2 separate regions of the Mus musculus genome follow, and region 2 is linked to region 1. The links are chromatin loops, found by intact Hi-C in ENCODE. Cell type or tissue: heart. All regions are shown on one strand. Region 1 holds the start of Cd200r2 (Cd200 receptor 2). Region 2 has its middle 12 kb from the start of Cd200r4.

The links. A loop is a pair of places that touch in the nucleus more often than their neighbours do. Peaks named below come from ENCODE experiments on the same cell type or tissue, not always from the same donor. Only the 100,000 strongest peaks of a DNase experiment are listed, where the experiment ranks them.
Region 2: a loop joins it to region 1, with 7 times the contacts of the local background. A loop is called at or near these places in 13 of 42 quality-filtered maps.

Annotation. Positions count from the first base shown.
Region 1 is chr16:44,864,886-44,872,885 of GRCm38, forward strand. Cd200r2 (Cd200 receptor 2) reads left to right here and starts at 2,212. Exons shown (of 6, transcript NM_206535.1): 1 at 2,212-2,256. In heart, no CTCF peak of the experiment used is centred here; no DNase peak of the experiment used is centred here.
Region 2 is chr16:44,805,106-44,813,105 of GRCm38, forward strand. It overlaps the pseudogene Gm19142 and a transcript of Cd200r4 not described here. Among named protein-coding and RNA genes, the nearest start is that of Cd200r4, 12 kb to the right of the region's middle. In heart, no CTCF peak of the experiment used is centred here; no DNase peak of the experiment used is centred here.

The DNA.
Region 1 (8,000 bases):
TTGCTCTTTCTAATTCGTTGAAGAATTGAGTTGGAATTTTGATGGGGATTGCATTGATTCTGTAGATTGCTTTTGGCAAGATAGCCATTTTTACAATGTTGATCCTGCCAATCCATGAGCATGGGAGATCTTTCCATCTTCTGAGATCTTCTTTAACTTCTTTCTTCAGAGACTTGAAGTTCTTATCATACAGATCTTTCACTTCCTTAGTTAGAATCACACCAAGGTATTTTATATTATTTGTGACTATTGAGAAGGGTGTTGTTTCCCTAATTTCTTTCTCTGCCTGCCTATTCTTTGTGTAGAGAAAGGCCATTGACTTGTTTGAGTTAATTTTATATCCAGCTACTTCACCGAAGCTGTTTATCAGGTTTAGGAGTTCTCTGGTGGAATTTTTAGGGTCACTTATATATACTATCATATCATCTGCAAAAAGTGATATTTTGACTTCCTCTTTTCCAATTTGTATCCGCTTGATCTCCTTTTGTTGTCGAATTGCTCTGGCTAGGACTTCAAGAACAATGTTGAATATGTATGTAGAGACTGGACAACCTTGTCTAGTCCCTGATTTTAGAGGGATTGCTTCCAGCTTCTCACCATTTACTTTGATGTTGGCTAGTGGTTTGCTGTAGATTGCTTTTATCATGGTTAAGTATGGGCCTTGAATTCCTGATCTATCCAGGACTTTTATCATGAATGGGTGTTGGATCTTGTCGAATGCTTTTTCTGCATCTAACGAGATGATCATGTGGTTTTTGTCTTTGAGTTTGTTTATATACTGGATTACGTTGATGTATTTCCGTATATTAAACCATCCCTGCATCCCTGGAATAAAACCTACTTGGTCAGGATGGATGATTGCTTTAATGTGTTCTTGGATTCGGTTAGTGAGAATTTTATTGAGGATTTTTGCATCTATATTCATAAGGGAAATTGGTCTGAAGTTCTCTATCTTTGTTGGATCTTTCTGTTAGTAAGATTCTTACGTTTACCTTTTGCCATCTGGTAATCTCTGGAGTTAGTTGTTATAGTTGTCTCTGTTTAGAGATTGTTCCTCTGGTGATTCTGTTACCCTCTATCTGCAGACCTGGGAGACTAGATCTCTCCTCTGAGGTTTCATTGTCAGAACAGTCTCTGCAGGTAAGCTCTCCTCTTACAGGGAAGGTGCACAGTTATGTGGCGTTTAGACCTCCTCCTGGCCAAAGATGAAGGCCCAAAACAGGACCTTTCCCAGAAGCTGTGTTGCTTTGGCCTGTCACAGAAGCTGTTAGCTTCTGTAGTCCACACTCTCACCTGTGCAGACTACTGTCTGTCAAGTCCAGGAACTAAGATGGCTTCTGTTGATCCTGAGGCAAAAGCCTACTGGGCCGGGCAGACACCTGTCCTCTGGCCTCCCGGGATGGTGGCCAGATGTCTGGAGCCCGAAAATGGCGCTGCCTCAGAAGCTCTGTGGCTCTCACCTTTTCCAGAAGCTGTTAGCTTCTCGAGTTTGATATTTCAATGGAACTGACTGACCAGGAATCCGGGAGATCTTCTTTTATCTGATCTCCACATCCCTGCTCCAGTGCCCAGCTGAATTGGTCACAGTAGTGACATTCAATGTGGCATCGCAACAGGAGCAATATTGTGACCTGACTTTCTTCCTACCTGTTGACCTACCTACATTTACTGTGAGTTTTCTGCCAGTGCTCCTAATGAATCCCCTTCAGAGTCACAGAGAAGGACTGGGAAAGCTGGGGAATGGATCTAGACCTACAAACGAGAATTCCAGCACAAGACATACCTTATGAGAAATACCATATTGTGAGAAATTGTAAAGTATTTTTTTTTTTTGTCAATTCCTTCTCTATATAGCTAATATATTAAAAATCAACAATATTGCTCAAGTCACAGTTTAGGACACAGTTGTGGTAGAGGTTGAAGCTAGATGTCTTTCTCCAGAGTCTAAGCTCTTTAATTCAGGTTCACTAATTATCCTTAGTTTCTATTCACTAGCTTTCTTGCTTTTTAAAAACTAGAGCTGGAAATAATTTTCTGTCCTTGTTTTTGACACCTCTTGAGGTCACACCTTTCTGAGGGCTGGACAGCATTGCAGTATATGTGAATAGCATATGAAAGCCAAATGTGTAGCTCTAGACCACAGGAGGAAATTGCAGTATTGAGGAAAGTCACAAGATGTGACTGCAAAGGGCACACATAGCCAGACAGATCTGCTCTGCTCGTTGTCATTGGTTTGGAGCAAGAGTCTGATGACCGGTAAGTAGACTGGCATTTATGGACCTAGTTATTAAAAGTTCTTCACTCACTGAATTATCTCTTCCAAAATTCAAACTGACTTAGAATTGTCTTCTGCTCTTCTTTTCAATTATTTCAGAACCTCTTTCCTGTTTTTCTTCTCCTGATGTCCCACTGAGATTGGCCTTAGAGCAATTCTCTTCTTACTTTCTCTTCTATTAGATTCCTAAATTGATTCATTAAAGAATTGGAGTGTGGTATATAATGCAGTGAATACCTTCAGTTGACTTATGCCCTTCTAATAGGAATTAAATTTATTCCTTTAGAAAAACGGGAATCCTATTCTCTTATGGCTTTGCATTTATTTCTAAATACCCAGAGGCACACACAATTATTTCCATTTAATTACTAATAATGGATTTCTTTTCTATGGTCTCCAGCCTGCTGATGTCATTGAGAATTAACTTTCATAACTCTGTTTCTAAAAACAAAATAGTTCTTTTATTATTTTTCCTTTAAATTATTGTAATCATGTATTATTTTATTGTGGCTTTATACCTCTTCTGTTATTTTTAAATTATAGTTTTGACATATCTCTGGTGGACTGATGTAGTAGATTTGTAGACTTATATGTGTAGTGCTTAATGTATGATTGTGTGTGTGTGTGTGGGGGGGGATCTAGAGATTGCTTTGGGAAGTCTGTTGTAAATTTCAGGCTTCAATTCTGATATAATAAGAAGAGGGCATTATAAATTATGATGCTAACATATGAAGAAGTGTAGAGTCATGAAGTTGCTTGTGTGCTGAGGAGTAAAGACAGTGGGAGTCAACGTGAGCAGAGCAGAGGGCCTGAGGAGCTTTAGGTTGAGGGCTCCCCCTGATGACCTCACAGAGCCATTCTTTTTGATGTAAACACATTCCTACTTTTAGCAGTCATTGAGAAACACGATTTCCCTACCTATTATAAATATTACTTTAGCCCCTGTTCCAGTTTTTCAGGGCCCACATTCAGGACAAGCTGCACATCTGCTATATCTGTGTGGCAAGGCCCAGGTCCAGCCCTTGTATGTTCTTTGTTTGGTGGGTCAGACTCTGTAATTTTCTTACTCTTAAATGGCATTTTATTTTTGTGAATATGAAACATGCTTTTTATATGAACTTCAAGCAAAACATAAAAACCCAAACCCAAGTGCCTTAATTTTTATTGGTTGCATACACTGTTACTATTTGCTGAATGCTTTTCTGTGAATATACATGTAGAGTGCTTTCACTAGACTTGGAGAGATACTTCAGTGCTTAAGAGTACAATTGTGTGTAACCCAGTTCCAGGAGATCTAACACCTCTTCTAGTCTTTACAGGCACTGTACACACATGTGTGGTACAAAAACATACATGCAGACAAAATATACCCATACACATAATATGAAAAAGTCTCATCTATAAATTTTATTTTAAATAAAATATCACTTTAATTATTTTTATGTTTTATACTAGAACAAGAAACTAAAACCATTTCAGAATTTGAGATGAAAAATCTCTTTATCACATGCATCCCTGAGCGGACAGTAGTATGAATTAAAGACTTTGAATTATAATCAACTCTCAGGGTAGGTTTGTCCATGATAACAAATGTCCCACACTAGTGGTGTTATGGGGTCTCCTGGTTATTTTCTCTGTGAAAGCAAAGATTCAATGAAGAGACCCACAGTTATACAAAAATTTATTTAACAAAGCACAGCAAGCACTCCAAAAGAGGTTAGGATGGGTTGTCCCAGAGACAGTCAGCGTAGAAGCATCCTGAGTTGTATGCTTTGAGCTTTAAAGAAGTTTTATTAATATTTATGAAGTGAGTGGCATATTCATTGGATATGATGTACCAGAACCGTGATGTACCAGATGGATGTACCTTTCAGACATTTCTTACCATCTTCCTCTAGAAGAAACCTACAAAGGGGGAAATGTCAAAACCACAATATAAATCATACAACAGTGAAGCAGAAGTCTTTGGAATATTCAGATATCTTGTTAGTACACATGAGTGAGAAAGTGTCCTGGAGCCTTAGTTTATGAATCAGTGGAAACAATATAACTTTCAAGGAAGTTTGTTCTGGCTGTCAAGAGACACAGAGAACAAAATATGGGTATAATTTTTTTATTACTGCATATCTAACTTGTTGAAACAGCTTAAGGTCTCATCATTGATCTTGTACCTCAGGACTGTCGGTTGAGGAATGTGTTACTTTGTGGATATCCTGTCATTTTAAAAATTGTTGTTTTATCATTAAGCTGAGGACCAGGTTTTATTATAGATTGTCAGGCTGTCTAGAAAAGACTGAGGCTCTGGCTGTCTTATATGATCTGCTTCTCCCAGCTCCACAAATTACAACAGTGTCTCCACGAATAGTTGGAAATGTGGATGATGGGGGAGTCTATGCTTGTGTAGAGGACAGAGGTATTAGAAATGCTTTGTGCTTTCCACTTCATTTTACTGTGAACTGAAAACTGAAATATAACTGCTTTATCTGCTTCTCTATGATGGACTTCATTTTAGTAGAATTTCTCTGGGCTACCATAAAATGCAAGATATTTGACAAATTTAAAAGCATCATGAAAAACAAAAGGAGACGTGCATAAAACACCTATTTTAATGAGTCTGGAGTACTTCTACCCATATTTCCTAAGATTTATTTAAAAAATTTTTAATTATACATATGCATGTGTGTTTGTGTGGGTGTATGTGAACATGAATGCATTTGCATGTAGAGGCCAAAACAGGGCGTCAGATCACCTGGAGCTGGAGTTATGGGAATGTTGTGAGCTGCCTGATGGGTGCTGGGAACTGAACTCAGGTCTTCTGCATGAGCAGTGCCTGCTGTTAACTGCTGACCTATCTCTCCAGGTCCTATACACACACACACACACACACACACACACACACACACACACACATTAAACAACTTTATAATATTGGAAAATGCAAAAGGAATTCTTTAAAACACAAAAATAAGATTGTGAACAGTATTCAAAACCTGTCATTTTTGCCATTACAAAGGTAAAGCTATGTTTTCACCTCCACACTGTGTCCATTGATCTCATTTCTTAAAAGATAAAAAGTTATTTTATTACTTTATGTATATGTGTAATTTGTCTGCATGCATGAATGTGCACCATGTGCATGTATCTGCAGAAGCTAGAAGAGGTTGTCAGATCCTTTGGCACTGGAGTTACAGATGCTTGAAAGTCATCTGATGTGGTGGTGGGAATCAAACTCAGGTCCTCTGTGAAAGCGCTATATGCTCGTAATGTTAAGCATCCACTGATTTCCTATTTATTTATTTATTTGTTTGTTTGTTTGTTGTTGTTGTTGTTGTTGTTGTTTTAGATCTGCACACTTTGTTATAGACATTAAGGTAGAATAAAGTAAATCCCATCACTGTTCACTCTGGATCACAGTGTCTCTTTCTTTTCTGATGCTATTTATTATAATTTACTGAGATCAGACAAAGCAGAGTCCCCAGGATTAGTGCTCAGTCTGAGTGACAGAAACAAATTAGGCCCAACCCTCAGGAACAAACCAAAGTCTGACTGATTATCAAAACGGTTTGGAGGTGTCAAAAGGTTAAACATTATTTTGTCAAATGTCAGGAAGATATAGCCCCCTTAAGCCTTGAGCAACTTTGCTTGTGGATCAGAGGAGAAATGAACAAAGTGCTCAAGAGATCTCAAAGTGTGAAATAATTACATGCTTTACATGTGCGTGTGGTCTTTTTGCTCATGCAGTTAATGCTATTACACGAAATGGTTTACTTTGTGGTGTAAATATCTGTGATAACATCAGCGCAAACAGGAAATCCATGTGGGTAAGTAGGTAAATGTTGAGGCCTTATAGAGAAGCCGGTGAGAAAGGACTAAAGGGCTGTCCAGAGCAGTGGGGAATGGTGAAACTGGTTAGCTGGCTGTGAAGGAGGGCAGAGACCAGAGAACCTGACATGTTCCAGAAGACGACGAAGAAGAAGAAGATAGTAAAGGTACTTGTGATCAACTTGAAATTGAATAGGTTTTCTGTGTAGGAGATAGTTTATCTATCTTCAATATAAAGAAGCAGAGTTTAGCTTCTGAGGTCAGCAGGGCTTCAGTGATTGGAGGGAAATGCAAATTGTTGTCACAAACTGTAGTATAGAACTGACCATAATCCATTTCAAAGCAAGTCTCCTGAGAACTGGTTTTTCACCCAGGCAATAATTAAGCTATCCCTGGTGTACATTTTCAGAACTCTGAGACTCAGTATGGACAAGGAGAGGAGAGCTGCTGAACTTCAGGAAGGGAAGGGTTGGCATCTTAACTCACTTGCTTACCAACCCCTTCCTAGCTGGCTAGTGACCCCTGCATTGGAAACAAGCTCAACAGCCTTTTTCATGAAGAACTGTCTTTCGTGTTTTAGCTATCAGAAAAATGCAAATCCAAACCACTTTGAGGCTCCATTCCATCCCAGCCAGAATAGCTGTGACCAAGTAAATTGAAGGACCATGAAAGGCAGCCTGGTTCCTGGTTGAGCAAAGGCTAGAAACCAAGGTGACCATGAAGGAACTGCAGGCAATTCGCCTGGATCCAGGACACCAGTCTTTTGGCATGAGACTGCATCCCTTCATAGATTTGTGGCCATCAGTCATGTAGGAACAGAACCCCAAGCCCCTCCACAGGTAGAGGACAGGACCTGTAGTCACATAGACTCAATACAGAGCTTCATTTTAATGAAGTACCTAAAGGCCTGGAGGCATAGCCAATAAACTCCCCTTTTCAGACCCTTCTCCCTGAAAAAGGTATTTAACTTCAGGCTCTCCCTGAGAAGTGGTGTATGCTTTTAGTCATCCACTTTCTGCCATGACAGTAAATGTCTTAAAACCATGGGCTGCCTCTTTTCATTGTGATCTGCCCTGGGGAGCAATGAAGAAAGTTTTTGCTTAAAGAGTTGGTGTCTAATCTTCCATAGAATGCCTCTCTGTGCCTCCAGCCATGACCACCAAGGCAAGCCAGCTGACTATTGACAAGCCAAGGACTGTATACCTCTGGAGCTCCCCTCTTTACCCCCTTGGCTTCAGGAGAGTGTCTGAGAGCCTGAGAACAAGACAACCCTGGCCTCCTTGCAGAGTGTTTTTCCTTCCCCACCCTTGGAATGGTGTCCTGTGGTTTCCCCAGCAGCCCAACACCTAAAAACTTCCCATACATGCAGAGGATTTGAAACTCTATCTACATACTTAGGCCTGGACACATGCTCTGAAAAGAGCTGAGAAGGCCCTGGGTTGTCCCCTTGTGGCTTACATTCAGGTAAGCAGGAAAGGAAGTATAGGTAGATGTGTAAACTCCTTAAGAGATACACAAGACTCACCTGAAAAGTAGAAAAGGCTTTTTATGAGATATGGTAGTTGTTCAAGGAAATCATTGTCCAATCAGTAGCAGATTAAGAAGAAATGTCAGCAGACCAAAATAATGATGAATATAAACTTTAAAAATAAATTTAGAAAATTAAATAGACAGCAAAGAATTGACCACCAGCAACAAAAATCCTGAGAGAGAGGGGAGAAGGTAGAGGAAAACGTAGAAGAAGAGGTAGAGGGAGAAGGAGGGGGGAGAGAGAGGAAGAAAGAAGGAAGAGGAAGAGGAAAAGGAGGAGGAGGAGAAGAAGAAAAAGAAGGAGAAGAAGAAGAAGAAGAAGAACAAGAACAAGAAGAAGAAGAAGAAGAAGAAGAGGAAGAAAATCATCTAA
Region 2 (8,000 bases), 60 kb before region 1:
TCACATCAAGTGTGAAGCCTGTTCTTCACAAGAGTAACTTAATCTTTGTCTCATCTGGTCCTTTACTAGAGTCCACTAGCTTGGTCTCTGTTTCTCTCACCACTTACAAGTTTTCATGACTTCACATAAAAAGGGCACTTTTGTTCGGATCATGAGAAAGATCACTGTCTTTAAAGTGTTGAAGCACTGTTATTGCACTATCTCCACCGAACTATTTTAAAGCTTTGATAGCTCTTTCATTTAAATCATGTGCAACTAGCTTATCAGTGTAAAATTCATCTAGATTTCCAACAACTTTTTGTGGTTAACAAGCATCAAGAAGTGTCTGAAAATTTTATAAATGGATAAATAGTATCCATGGGCTCCTCAGTATGAGTTCCATTAACATGTTCTGTAGTCATGTTTCTAGGGTTTTTGCAGGCTGTGGTCTAGGAGTCCCATCCTATGGTGTTGGGTGGTGGGGAAACATGCTCACTGCTCCCTGTCTCTAGGACAAGTGGGGGTGTTGTAAAATGGGAGCAGAAGCTCATACTGTTGGTAGTAAACTCCTCATGCAATCTCTTATCTGCCCCTGGACTTGTGAAGATTCTAGGCCCCAGTATAGGGGAATGCCAGGGCCAGGAAGTGGGAGTGAGTGGTTTGGGGAACTGGGGGAATGGAAATGGTATAGGGCATTTTTGGAGAAGAATCTAGGAAAGGAGATAACATTTGAAATGTAAATGAAGAAAACATCTAATAAAAAAAAGGAAAAAAAAAGAGCTATCTGTGATTTGACTTGTGCTCTAACACGAGTATGATTTTGCCAGGAACTTGTAGTTCCTCAGGTTGTGTGATGTTTGGAATTTGGGGACTTTTCAGAGGATATAAATGCTAGGGATCTTAGGATCAGGATGGGTTGTTGGTTGTTTGTTGGTTTTTCTTGGCTTATTTATTATGTAGTCCTGGCCAAAGAAGAAGGAAAAAGAGGAAATTAGATAACCTGGTGGTTAAGATCAAACTTGCCCCAAGGAATTTTATGCTCTTAATAAGCACTAAGTAGCCTGAAGATAACATTGGTTACTTTCTGACTTCTGATTTTACTCAGGGATCCTTTTCACTTCCTCTCTATCAGTTTTTATCTCCTATCTTGTTTTAGGGGGTTGGAAGTGTAGAGAATGGTAGAAGAAAGAAGAAACAACAAAGTATCAAAAGTCCAGTACATGTGATGCCAAAACATGGGCTAAGCAGAATGGGAAATTTAATTTCCAGTGCCATAGAGAAAACAGCAAGGGACAAAGGAATAGATATTATTTCCCAAGAAACCAGCAAAAATTTTGTTGTGGCTGCTACAATTGGGATATCCACTGCTTTGATCCCAGAAAGGATTTTTTTCTGTTGTCTTCTTCTTCTTCTTCTTCTTCTTCTTCTTCTTCTTCTTCTTCTTCTTCTTCTTCTTCTTCTTCTTCTTCTTCTTCTTCTTCTTCTTCTTCTTCTTCTTCTTCTTCTTCTTCTTCTTCTCCTTCTTCTTCTTCTTCTTCTTCTTCTTCTTCTTCTTCTTCTTCTTCTTCTTCTTCTTCTTCTTCTTCTTCTTCTTCTTCTTCTTCTTCTTCTTCTTCTTCTTCTTCTTCTTTTCTGTTTTTAAAAGGTTGGGAAAATGGCTACATAACTGGAAAAATTTGGGGTAGAAAAGGAGGGATCTAAGAAACAAAAAAATGCATGAATTGGTAAGCCAAAAGAGTAAACTCTGCTCTCTGTTTTCTGAAAAGTTTGCAGAGTTGGCTATGCAACTGGAAAAATTGCAGGTGGAACTAGTATTTCTGGGGAGATGAGGAGCAGAAGAAAAGGGAGAACAAAAAGGTTCAGTCCTAGTGACTGAGAAAGAAAGCAGGATTTTCCCACAGGAGGAAAGGTGGAAAGAAACAGTGCTGGAGGGCAGTTAGATCAGAGGAAAGATAAAAGGTGGGAGGATGTTTGAGAGAGAGGCTTAATTTCAAACCAACCATGCTACCAGAGTGGGAGGAGGGGTAGCCTAGGGTCATGACATCACCATCATCAGATTTCCTAGTACATTCCTGCTAATGGTTGGGAACTAGTTAATGATGAGATAGGATGGTGTTCTATAGGAGTGATAGACCTAAAATACTTCAAAGAGGTCATAATTTCATATGGGATGTACTCATCTTATGTGAAACAAATTCTCAATAAATAGGCTACTCAAGATAGAATTATCTCTCAAGACTGGAAGGGATTGAATGTAGCTGTACTAGAGGTCAGTCCAAGTTGTAAAGGTTAACAAAGTGGAGTAAAGAAGCCATAAATATTGAGCAGTAAAGGGAGTGAGGGGAATGAACATAGTAAAAGATCAGGTGCTTGGTGAAGGGTGATACTCTTAAATAGATTAACAGATTAAATTTTTGATGCTACCCTAGAACAATGTTATTTAGTTGCCTTAAGAGCTTGATACAAAGTTAAAGAGCCTGAGAAAAGGTCTACCACATTTACAAAGATTATACAAAGCTCTGGAGATTCCTTCACTTATTATTATTATAATTATTATTTTCATCATCATCATTATTATTATTTTTATTTTTACAAAGATTAGTCTCAGTTGTGAACAAAGTCATATCAGACACTGACATAAGACAGATATTGATAGAAACCTTGGGTATATGAAAATGTGAATACCAAATATAAAAGAGTTATTATACCATTAAAGGCACAGGCAGTACCTATGGTTGAATAATTGCAAAACACTTCTTTCTCTTGGTCTGGTTCCACTCACAGTGAGCAGCTTTCCCATCTGTTGTCCTGCTGAGATGGCAATGGCTTCACAGACATCTTAAGGTTTCCAAGGCAATCCAGGGTTCATCTTCACAGCTTCACACAATGACCTTTCAAGGCCTCCATCTAGGGACCCGCCAGCCACACACCTTGCCTCAGCAACTTTTCTTAGTTCCAAAGAGAAATTCCTTAATGTCCTTTTTTTTTTCCTTTCTGTATTTGATTCTAAAGTCAGGACCACATGGCTGAAACTGCCAAGTTCTGCTGCTTGTTGGGGCAGGACACAGACCCTTTTTGAATTACATGTTCACCACCTTTCTGCTTTTAATGGCTTCCTTCACTGCCTAAGCTTGGATGTCTTGGACCTTGCTCTATAAAGCACAGTGGTCTTCAACTCAGAGATCTGCATACCTCTGTTTTCTGAGTGCTAAAATTAAAGGTGTGCATCACCAGGTCTGGACCTAAGCTTTTCTTTAATTCTTTTTCACAAGATGGAAGCTTAGCTGAGTAGGATATTTCCTTTGAGGTCACCACTCCCTTAATCCCATTTAATATTGTTGAAGTATATTTCTTTGAACACAGGATTTAGCTTCATTACATTTCTCTGTGGCCCTTTACTTCTTGATCCATACATTTTGTATTTTTCCTTGCTCAACTTGCACTCATTAAGTGCTCTTCATAACAGTGAACCATAGGACAGAATTGATACTAGGCTGTTTTGAAATTTCTTTTGCTAATGCAATTAATCTAAATCTCTTCAACTTAGCCTCTGGCAAACTTTTTGGTCAAGAGCAAAAAGCAGACACATTCTTCTCCAAAATATCACAAGGATGATCTGTAGGCAACACACTAAAATTCTTCCCATCTGAAACCCCTTTAATCTGCCCATTCAAATCACACTCAACACCACTGTCTTCCATTTTCCTTCTAGTGTGACTCATTGTGGGGTTGAGGATGTGGGGGAAGAGGGGAGAGGGAGAGTGCCCTTGTCTGGCCAGAGTTCCTGTGCTCTGGGCAGGTGGACTCAGGAGGATTGCCAGATGCTTTTCACTTGGCCCAAGGTGGGCATCTGGCTATGTGAAGCCACTTACCCCACACAGTGGGGAGTGGACAAGGGGCAGTCCCTGGTACCAGGTTCTCAGTCTCCAGCATCCCATGCTGGATATGGCAGAGGAGTTGAGAACAGAATAGGAGATACAGAAAGAGGGCAGCGGGAGATAGGTTCCCACACAGGCAAGAGTCCTTAGTCCAGGCCTTGAACAGAGACAGTCTATGGTTTTAGAGCTTTATTGCACAAAGGCAGGGGGAAAGAGAAAAGGTAGAAAGAGAGAGATGGGCCATGGCCAAGAGGAGAGAAGTGGGAAAAGGAGAGAGAGAAGAAAGGCTAGAGAGTAAGAAAGCTTAGAGAGAGAGAGAGAGAGAGAGAGAGAGAGAGAGAGAGAGAGAGAGAGAGAGAGAATAAGGTGGGAGAGAACGAGGTGAGGCCAAGCAGCCCCTCTTATAGTGGGATTGTTATCTTACTGTTGCTAGGTAACTGAGAAGAGTGTAGCCTGAAGGTCAGAAGCTTGGGACATTGTCTGTGTGACTAAAAGCCATGAGCCTTTCCTGTGGTCAACTTCGACAGGAGCCAGGGGTCCAGGAGACATGAGGGAATGCCTTCCATCCCACGTAGGTGGGAATCACCACCACTGGGTTTCACCGGGGTTCATGCCTCAACAACACTGTAGACTAGCCTGTCTGTGCATAGCCCATTGCCTCACAACCCATTAATGCTCACTTAAAACATTTTACTGCCTTCCTAATCTAAAGTCACCAAATCCACGTTCCCTCTATCAGAAACATGGTTAGCAATATCCCAGTTCCCAGTACCAACTTCTGTCTTAGTATGGGTTTCATTGCTGTGAAAAGGCACTGTGATCAAAATTCTTTTTTTTCTTTTTTTTTATTACGTATTTTCTTCAATTACATTTCCAATGCTATCCCAAAAGTCCCCCCCCCCACTCCCCTACCCACCCATTCCCATTTTTTGGACCTGGCGTTCCCCTGTACTGGGGCCTCTCTTTCCAGTGATGGCCGACTAGGTCATCTTTTGATACATATGCAGCTAGAGTCAAGAGCTCTGGGGTACTGGTTAGTTCATAATGTTGTTCCTCCGATAGGGTTGCAGATCTCTTTAGCTCCTTGGATACTTTCTCTAGCTCCTCCATTGGGGGCCCTGTGATCCATCCAATAGTTGACTGTGAGCATCCACTTCTGTGTTTGCTAGGCCCCGGCCTAGTCTCACAAGGGACAGCTATATCACGGTCCTTGCAACAAAGGCTTGCTAGTGTATGCAATGGTGTCATCGCTTGGAGGCTAATTATGGGATGAATCCCTGGATATGGCAGTCTCTAGATGGACCATCCTTTTGTCTCAGCTCCAAACTTTGTCTCTGTAATTCCTTCCATGGGTGATTGTTTCCAATTCTAAGAATGAGCAAAGTGTCCACACTTTGGTCTTCGTTAACAATTAGTTGGGGCTGGGCCAATTGCTTGACCACAGGGAGTGGCGCTAATAGGTGGTGTGGTCTTGTTGGAGGAAGTGTGTCACTGTGGAGACAGGCTTTAAAGTTATGAGTGCTCAGACTATACTCAGTTAGAAACATATTTCTGCTGTCTGTGGATCAATATGTAGAACTCTGGACTCTCCGGCACCACACATGTCTACATGCTATCATGCTTCCCACCATGACGATAGTGGACTAAACATCTGAAAGTGTAACGCAGCCCAAATTAAAAGTTTTCCTTTGTAAGAGTTGCCATAGTCATGATGTCTCTTTACAGCCATGAAACCCTAACTAAGACAGCACTGTGATTACTTGGATAAGACCTATACAAGATTGGTAATATCAAAACATGGTTCTTGAAGGTTTAGGGGATCATAAGGTGCTATCTCTCTGTAAAAAGGTATAGGTAGCTAATGGCTGCTTGGGGGGCAATATTTTATTTTAAAAAAATGTATGGATTTTTGTATATATATCATATATATGTCATGTACATGGTATATGTATATGTATATATATATACATATATATATGTTAATATGTGTATATGTATGAGGTGTATGTATGTGTATGCAGTTCTCACATGGAGGCCACAGACTGTCCAAAAGTAGTTTCCTAAATTACTCTTCCCTATTTTTTTTTTAGGTGGGGGGAAGGGTCTTTCATCAAAACAAGAGTTTGATATTTCAAGGGAATGACTGACCAGGAACCCGGGAGATCTTCTTTTCTCTGATCTCCATATCCCTGCTCCGGTGCCCAGCTGAATTGGTCACAGTAGTGACATTCAATGTGACATCTCAACAGGAGCAATGTTGTGACCTGACTTTCTTCCTACCTGTTGACCTACCTACATTTACTGTGAGTTTTCTGCCAGTGCTCCTAATGACTCCCCTTCAGAGTCACAGAGAAGGACTGGGAAAGCTGGGGAATGGATCTAGACATACAAACGAGAATTCCAGCACAAGACATACCTTATGAGAAATAAGATGTCATGAGAAATTGGCAAAGTTTTTTTTTGTCAATTCCCTCTCTATATAGCTAATGTATTAAAAAATCAACAATATTGCTCAAGTCAGAGTTTAGGAAACAGCTGTGGTAGAGGTTGAAGCCAGATGTCTTTCTCCAGAGTCTAAGCCCTTTAATTCAGGTTCACTAATTATCCTTAGTTTCTATTCATTAGCTTTCTTGCTTTTTAAAAACTTAAGGTAGAAACAATTTTCTGTCCTTGTTTTTGACACCTCATGTGGTCACACCCTTTGAGGGCTGGACAGCATTGCAGTATATGTGAATAGCACATGAAAGCCAAATATGTAGCTCTAGACCACAGGAGGAAATTGCAGTACTGAGTGAAGTCACAAGATCTGACTGCAAAGAGCACACATAGCCAGAAAGATCTGCTCTGCTCGTCATTGGTTTGGAGCAAGAGTCTGATGACGGGTAAGTAGACTGGCATTTACGGATCCAGTTATTGAAAGTTCTTCACTCACTGAATTATCTCTTCCAAAATTCAAACTGACTTAGAATTTTCATTTGCTCTTCTTTCTAATTATTTCAGACCCACTTTCATGTTTCTCTTCTCCTGATGTTGCACTGAGATTGCCCTCAGAACAATCCTCCTCTCACTTTGTCTCCTATTAGATTCCTAAATAGATTCATTAAAGAATTGGAGTGTGGTATATAATGCAGTGAATGCCTTCAGTTGACTTATGCCCTTTCTATAGGAATTAAATTTATTCCTTTAGAAAAATGGCAATCCTATCCACTTACAGCTTTGCATTTATTTCTAAATACTCAGAGGCACACACAGTCATTTCCATTTAATGCTAGTAATGGATTTTTCTTCTATGGTCTCCAGCTTGCTATTATCCTTGAGAATTAACTTTCATAACTCTATTTCTAAAACCAAAATAGTTTTTTTATTGTTTTTCCTTTAAATCATTATAATCATGTACTATTTTAGGGTGACTTTTTACCTCTTCTCTTATTTTCAATTATAGCTTTGACTTATCTCTGGTGGACTGATATAGTAGATTTGTAGACTTATAGTTGTAGTGCTTAATATATGTTTATGTGTGTGTGTTGTGTGTATGTGGAGAGATCTAGAGAGTGCTTTGGGAAGTCTGTTGTGAATTTCAGGCCTTAATACTGATATAGTAACAAGAGGGCGTTATAAATTGCGATGCTTACATATGAAGAGGCATAGAGTCATGAGGTTGCTTGTGAGCTGAGGAGTAAAGACAGTGGGAGTCAACGTGAGCAGAGCAGAGGGCCTGAGGAGCTTTAGGTTGAGGGCTCCCCCTGATGACCTCACAGAGCCATTCTCTTTGATATAAACACAAGGCTTCTTTTAGCATTCATTGAGAAATAGGATTTTTCTACCTATTGTACATATTACTTTAGCTTACAAAACTGAAATGTTTTCCGGGTTCTTCTTTGGGGGTAGCAAGTTTCTCGTTGGTTTTACTTTTTCTTTCTTTTTCTTACTGACTTTCAAGATACTTTCATTTTCATCTTGGCTGGATTTAGTATCTCCCGGAGATTGAGGTATCTCTAAGGGCTTTCCTAGCTTAGTTGATAAGAAAGACCCATACTGACTGATTAGACAGATGGCATCACAGCATTGGTGGAATTAAAGAGACATGCACAAGCAAGTAGCCTGCTGGCATTTTCCCTTCCTCCCCTTCCTCACCCATTTTGG